Regions from separate parts of the Homo sapiens genome. Here region 1 is linked to region 2. Evidence: chromatin contacts called from ENCODE Hi-C data. All regions are on one chromosome and are shown on one strand. Each heading gives the region's core, a stretch centred on a gene start or an enhancer-like site at or near the end of the contact. The rest is flanking DNA. Distances are from core to core; before and after follow the strand shown.

What was found. A loop is a pair of places that touch in the nucleus more often than their neighbours do. Pooled maps may share reads with other maps.
Region 1: a pooled map shows a loop between it and region 2 (8-fold over the local background). The contact joins the enhancer-like site here to the promoter of RPGRIP1L in region 2. A Hi-C loop is called at or near these places in 6 of 50 pooled maps.

The regions. Positions count from the first base shown.
Region 1 is chr16:53,097,345-53,100,884 of GRCh38, reverse strand. The region is part of intron 1 of CHD9 (chromodomain helicase DNA binding protein 9); the gene reads right to left. Among named protein-coding and RNA genes, the nearest start is that of CHD9, 44 kb to the right of the region's middle. RefSeq lists enhancers at 556-655, 1,606-1,685, 1,776-1,825, 728-1,927, 1,886-2,015 and a silencer at 956-1,065. Within about 2 kb of position 1,389, at least 40 of the 41 ENCODE cell types and tissues checked have a DNase peak (open chromatin) inside an H3K27ac peak, as active enhancers do.
Region 2 is chr16:53,701,722-53,705,344 of GRCh38, reverse strand. It overlaps RPGRIP1L (RPGRIP1 like), which reads left to right and starts at 1,486. Exons shown (of 27, transcript NM_015272.5): 1 at 1,486-1,542. It overlaps FTO (FTO alpha-ketoglutarate dependent dioxygenase), which reads right to left and starts at 1,189. Exons shown (of 9, transcript NM_001080432.3): 1 at 1,116-1,189. The coding sequence starts at 1,160. RefSeq lists enhancers at 967-1,376, 991-1,491 and a silencer at 1,527-1,576.

The DNA.
Region 1 (3,540 bases), core at 140-2,639, 600 kb after region 2:
GATGTAGTAGTAGGATGGTTTTATTAAAAATCCCCATATTACAGATTGGAGACAGAGGCCTATAGTGACTTGCCAATGTCATAGAGCTTCTAAGTGTTTGTGAAGGTAGATTCTACTCAAGCTGGGGGTGGCAGCTCACGCCTGTAATCCCAGCACTTCGAAAGGCCAAGGCCAAGGTGGGTGGATTGCTTGAGCCCAGGAGTTCAAGACCAGCCTGGACAACATGGTGAGACTCCATCCCTACAAAAAAATTAAAAAATTAGTCGGGCATGGTTGTGCATGCCTGTAGTCCCAACTACTTGGGAGGCTGAGGCGGGAGGATCACTTGAGCTCAGGAGTCCCAGGCTTCACTGAGCTATGATCAGCCACTTTACTCCAGCAGCCTGGGCAACAGAGCAAGACCCTGTCTTTTGGAAAAAAAAAAAAAAAAAGACGAATGAGTCTAAATTCAGAGTGCTTTCTAATTCAAAAGGAACAGTGATTTTCAGTTAATATCGCTTTTTACAGGTGTGATACCCAAGGATCACTTCTCTTTTAATTTCCTTTCCCATAGCAGCCCTATTCTCCTCACATTCAGAGGACACAAAGACTGTACAGGCAGCAACTGCACAAAGAACCCATAGACAAAATAAGTAGGGGCCATTTTGTGGATAATTTGGGAATGGGAATTCGGTCCTTGTGGCAGGAGAAGTTTTCTTCGGCTCACATTCTCCGGGTGAGTCATGTAGGTTTATCCCATTATTTGCACAATTCCTCACCTCTCCCCGTGGGCTGCAGTATCACCCAGCCACAATGGCATCTGCCCTTCACCGCTTCATCCCCTGCAGCCTGCTTGGTCAGGGCCTGGCAGGGAGCTGAGGAGCCCAGAGAGGGAGGGGAGGAAGCACGCGGCCGCCAGTGGCTGTCAGCTTTCCCAGCTGACTCAACTCCCCACCTCCTCCTCCCCCGCCCTGCACACAGCCACCAGCCTCCTAACTTTCCATTTCCAGGCCTCTGGGGTGGGAGCACCCCCTCCCGCTGCCCGGGGCGCCTGGTCTGCAGTCTGGGGCTGCCAGGGCACCACGCCAGCTGGCCTGGCGGGCTCTCTCCCGGGACTCTTAGAGTCTGCTGTCATGGAGAGAACGGAATATAGGTCAAGGTGCTCTCGGAAGGGCCCAGGGGAGGATCACCTGACTGGGAGGTGTGTGACTCAGCGGGAAGGGAAGGGGTGGAGCCGAATCTCCCGCCCGGAGGAGTCCGGAGGAGGAAGAGGTCAGGTTGCCTCTGTCTGGCTGATTGTCAGGGGAGGAAGGAGAAAGCAGCTGGAGGCAGAAGGAAGGATAAGATGACCTCTGGTGACCTATCTAAGGTGGAACACAAATCCATTCCAGAGCGGGCCGTCCCCCTCGGTGTAGCTGAAACCACTCCCAGCTCAGAACTCTCTCTGTGGTCGTGAAGACCTAATTAGCTGCCAAAGTGAGAAACCAAATTAACCGAACGCTCATCACTCCAGACTCCATCGACCCAGGCCCCTAAAAGAAACCAAAGACCCTGGTACAGCACACAAAGGTGGCCATCCCCATTAGAAGCAATTCGATCGTTTCCCCCAATCAATTCTGAATATGAAAATTACTAACCCATTTTATTTTACGGGTCCACACGGCAGGGGCCTCCTTTCAAGGGTGCGGCAGTTGCTGCTGTTGCTGGAACAGCAGCTGCTCTGTCTGAGCCTCACTTCCTCTGGCTCCAGCTGCAGGTTCCTCCTGGCCAAGCAGGGAGTTTCCTCATTCTCAGGGCTCTGGGCCCAGGCCTTGCTAGCGGCCACCCTCACCTCCCACCCTCAGCTGCTCACCACCCACCCTCTGTGGGTAGTGCTCTGGGACTCCCTCGTTCCATGAGTCAGAGCCAGGCTGGAGACAGACAGTAGGCTTCCTTTATTAAATCAGCCTCCTGCCCCGTACACTATAGAGGAAAGCTATAATTACTCCTTTGGCCTGGCTCTGAGAACTGAGCCACAGACGCTTGACTAGGAGCGACGGTTCTTGATTTCTGCATTTATCTAATGATGCACCCCAGTTTGGAAATAAGAATAACAGCCAGGGGTTAAGGGCTTGTTACACAAACGTCAGATGTTTTGCATATGTAATGGGGTGCATTGGGCCTGGATAGTCATGTAGATTGCTAGAAAAATCGCTATATTAAGGCTGCCAGGAGTTTTCTGTTTTGTTTTGCATGCCTCCTGCCTCGCGTTGATTGAGTCACACTTGAGGTGGCCTGCTCATTGCTGATGTTGGTTTACAAGAGACAAAGAAAAAAGCAGCCAAACATTGTTTCGGGTCTCCAGGTCAGGACTCTTTCATCCCTTAGGTATAATAGACACAAAATCTCAGGCCTCCCAGCTTTTCTTTCTTTCTTTTTTTTTTTTTTTTTGAGACGGAGTCTCACTCTGTTGCCCAGGCTGGAGTGGGGCAGAGCCATATCAGCTCACTGCAACCTCCACCTCCTGGGTTCAAGCAATTCTCCTGCCTCAGCCTCCCAAATAGCTGGGATTACAGATGCCCAACACCATGCCCAGCTTATTTTTGTATTTTTAGTAGAGACGAGGTTTCACCATGTTGGCCAGGCTGGTCTTGAACTCCTGACCTCAGGTGATCCACCCGCCTCGGCCTCCCAAAGTGCTGGGATTACAGGCGTAAGCCACCACGCCTGTCTGCCTCCCAGCTTTTCTACTGGTTTACAGAAATGTCTGAAACCTGAAAAAACAGTTGGTTCCAATTTTTTTTTTGAGACGAAGTCTCGCTCTTGTCCCCCAGGCTGGAGTGCAATGGCACGATCTCGGCTCACTGCAACCTCCACCTCCTGGGTTCAAGTGATTCTCCTGCCTCAACCTCCTGAGTAGCTGGGATTACAGGCACCTGCCACCACACCTGGCTAATTTTTGTATTTTTAGTAGAGACAGGGTTTCACCATTTTGGCCAGGCTGGGCTCGAACTCCTGACCTAAGGTCATCCACCCATCTCGGCCTCCCAAAGTGCTGGGATTACAGTGTGAGCCACCGCACCCAGCCTGGTTCCAAAATTTTTAAAAACCACAAAATCAAAATAATATCGTCAATTTTCATTAACTATTCAATTTAGTATTCATTGATTCATTCACTTATTCATCCATTCCTGCAAGCATGCATTTATTTCTTCATTCAATAAATATTTGTTGAGTTACCTCTCTGTGCCACACACAGTTACAGGTACTAGGGACACATTAAGTGCTAAATTCACTAAAGATACAGACAAAACTAAGCATACAAATATCTCTGCCCTTGTGGGTCAATAATAGACACAACAGACCAGGTACGGTGGCTCATGCCTGTAATCCCAGTGCTTTGGGAGGCTGATGGGGGCTGATTGCTTGAGCCTAGGAGTTTGAGGCTGCAGTGAGCTATGATCGTCACCCAGGCACTCCAGCCTGGGTGACAGAGCAAGACTGTGAAAGAAAGAGAAAGAAGGAAGGAAGGAAGGAAGGAAGGAAGGAAGGAAGGAAGGAAGGAAGGAAGGGAGAGCGAGG
Region 2 (3,623 bases), core at 237-2,736:
AGGTAGGGTCCAGATCATGCAGGATCTTGTAGGCAATGTGAAGTTTTGCCTTTATCCTAAGAGCAACAGAAAGCCATGGAATATTTTTAAACAGGTGGTTGGCAGAGTAAGGAGAAAGGAAAGGGACATAATTATATTTGCATTTCACGAAGATCTTACTCTATGGTGTGCAGAAGAGAATGGTAGTTGAGGGAAGGGAGAGAAGGTGGAAGAAGAGTTAAGTTAGGGTGTAGAGTGAGTGTAGGCCAATCAATAGGCTATTCCAACAGTCTATTAAAAAGATAATGGTAGCTTGGTCCAAGGTAGTGGAGATGAAAAAAAAAAAAAGTGGGCATATTCCCAATATACGTAGACAAATCAACAGGATCTGAGTTTGGGAATGAGAGAAAGGAAAACACTCAATGCTTCTGAGCCTCAGTTCTTCATCTGTGAAGCTGGGCTGTTATTTATACTCCATCTGTATAATATCTATCTTGCAATCTGCTGTGACAATGATATGAAATAATTTAAATATTATGCACTTAATACAGTGCCTGACCCACAATAAATGCTTTTTAAAATCTCTGTTGCCATTATTATGGTCATCCCATGGAATGGCAACTACCAGAAGCTGAACATCAAAGGTAGAGAGGAGCAATGTAGTTAAAGATTCATATCCACAGCGCTAAAAGACACAAACTGTTATCAGCCGGTCACGGAGACAATTGTTCCAAAGAAACACAGCTGACTGCACAGATATTTCATCTAAGCCGATCTCAGTCCTCAGAGACCATTATGAGAAAGCACAGCTGGTATGATCACAGTCATCTGAGAATCCGGTAAACTGAGGCACAGGGATGGCGACAAATTTAACCAAGGAATAGATGCAGAAGAAGGACAAGGAAATGGGTATCTTGCTTCTCATTTTTGAGCCGATCCAACAAGACTCGGCCTGCATCCTGAAGAGCACGAATTTGTAACATCCCCTCTAATATCTCCAGGTCCCTTGCTGACAAGGCCCTGTCATCCCTTAGTTTAACACCGCGCATCCGCTCGCCATCAAACCAAGCCCTTCCGGTTCCCTGATCCTTGCTCACAGCGCACGAAGATCTCCAGGCCCCGGGAGCCCGACATACCTTAGCTTCGCGCTCTCGTTCCTCGGCAGTCGGGGTGCGCTTCATGCTGCCACTAAAGCCGCCTTCGCCACCGCAAGCTGCGTAGATCCCTCGCCCTGGACCCCGCCTCCTGCATGTAGTTCTCTCAGCGTCCTGCTCCCGTCTGGAGCTATTCTCCCTCTGAGTAGAAAAAACTACAACTCCCAGGATGCACCGCGGCGACACCCGCGAGCGCCACGGGATTTAGCACAGGAGAATTTCCCAGGTCCGACAGCTGGAAGAGCGTAGTCCGCTACCCCGCGAGCAAACAGGCTAGAGTCCAAGGAGAACTACATTTCCCAGGAGGCTACGGGAGCCTGCCATGTTTCTCCCGTGCTCCTCTCGGCCAGCCGCCCGCCACGCTGTCGGCGCTATAGCAACGGTAGCTAGCTGCAGGGCCAGTGGCACGGTGAGTACCCGGGAGGATGGGGGAGGATGAGGGTGGGTGGAGGTTGCTGACCCTCCCCACTGCAGCGCGGGCCGGGGTCCTAGGGTCCGCTCTGCCGCCTGGAGAAGGCCCTGGAGTTGGCCCTGGAGTTCTGCTGGCGTGAAAGCAGCCCAGCCCAAGACACCTCCACATCCTCAGGCCTGAATCACAGGCCGCCCTTTATCCCCACGTCCAGGACCAATTTGAAATGTTATATCCCAGCCATGAAGGTGAGAGTTGATGCTGCTAATTGCCATCTCTATCCAGATCCTGCAAGTTGTAGGTCCCTAACACAGTTTGCTCATTTGCCCTGGATTAGGAGTTGGTTGGTAGACCCTAAACCTCCTGAGTGGTCTATTGTTTGCTTAATTATATATTATTTGTTTATCATGTGATTACCTCCATAACTTGCTAGCTTCATAAAGGCGGGGGTTTTGCTTGCCATTTTAATCTCAGTACCTGATATTCATTTATTCATTCAATAAATATTTTTTCTTTATTCTTTTTTTTGTGTGTGTGACAGGTTCTTGCTCCGTTGCCCAGGCTGGAGTGCAGTGGTAAGACCTCAGCTTACTGCAAACTCCTCCTCCCAGGTTCAAGCGATTCTTCTGCCTCAGCCTCCCGAGTAGCTGGGATTACAGGCGTGTGCCACCACACCCAGCTAATTTTTGTATTTTTAGTAGAGACAGGGTTTCATCATGTTGGCCAGGCTGGTCTCGAACTCCTGGCCTGAAGTCAGCCGCCCGTCTCGGCCTCGCAAAGTGCTGGGATTACAGGTGTGAGCCACCACGCACAGCCAATCATTCAATAAATATTAATGTTGGTTCCCACCCTGTACCAGGCACTGTTCCTGAACAGTTGTGAACAAGACTAATACCCGTCTCAAGATGTTTATCCTTTTTTAGTGGAGACAAACAATAATTTTATCTGATAACTTCAGATAGAGGCAGTTGCTATAAGAGATACAAGCCATGCTTGGTGGCACGCACATGTAGTTCCAGCTACTCGGGAGGCTGAGGTGGGAGGATCACTTGAACCCATGAATTCAAGGCCAGCCCGGGCAACATAGCAAGACCCTGTCTCAAAAAAAAAAAAAAGAAAAGAAAAGAAATAAACAGTGAAGAAATGTAAGGAAGACTACTCTAACATAGGATGGTCAGGGAAAACCTGTCTGAGGAAGTGAACTGAGCTCCAAAGATTAAGGAACCAGCTAATACAAAGGCCTTGAGCAAGACAAGGGTATGGGGGGTTCGAGGAAAGTAAAGAATAATGTAAGTGAAGCATAGTGAGCAAAGAAGGATAACATAAGATGGTGTTGGAGAGGCATTGCAGCATTGTGCAGGGTTTTTCAGCTTCTACACTATTATTAACATTTTGGGCTGGATAATTCATTATTATGTCTCCTAAGCACTGTAAGATATTTAGCATCATCCATGGCCTCTACTCACTAGATGCCAGTAGCATCCCGCTTCCTTGTTGTGACAACCAAAAATATCACCAGACACAACTATTAATACTTTCAACTACCACCTTAAGTGAGTTAACTAATCTGTGTCTCAGCTTCCTCATTTGTAAAGCAGGAATCATTTGAGTAACAGCCTCACAAGGATATGGTGAGACACTTCATTCCTATAACAGAACACTTAGAACAGTACCTGGCACATAGTAAGCGTTCAATGAATGTTAACACCATCATCATCATCATCATCATTATTATTTTTAAAGTGACCTTAACTCTGTCATGGAAAACTAATCATTTTCATACACGGGCCTATGTGTCAACAGGATCCTAAAAATTGACCTTTTCTATAGGAGTACTTCCAAAAGAAGTAGATGATCTCCCAAGGATTTGTCTGTTAGCTGTTTCTGTAAAAGCAAAATGCAATGGTTCTCCACCATTTGCGAGTTGTAATAAAAGTTATGAACCCTCTTTAAAAGATATTGCATATATACATATACATACAAAATTTGGTAAACCATCTCTGGGTTCACAGACCCTGAAACCCCATGGACTCCATTCACTCACTCAACAACTATTTAATGAATGCCTGCTCTCAGAATGC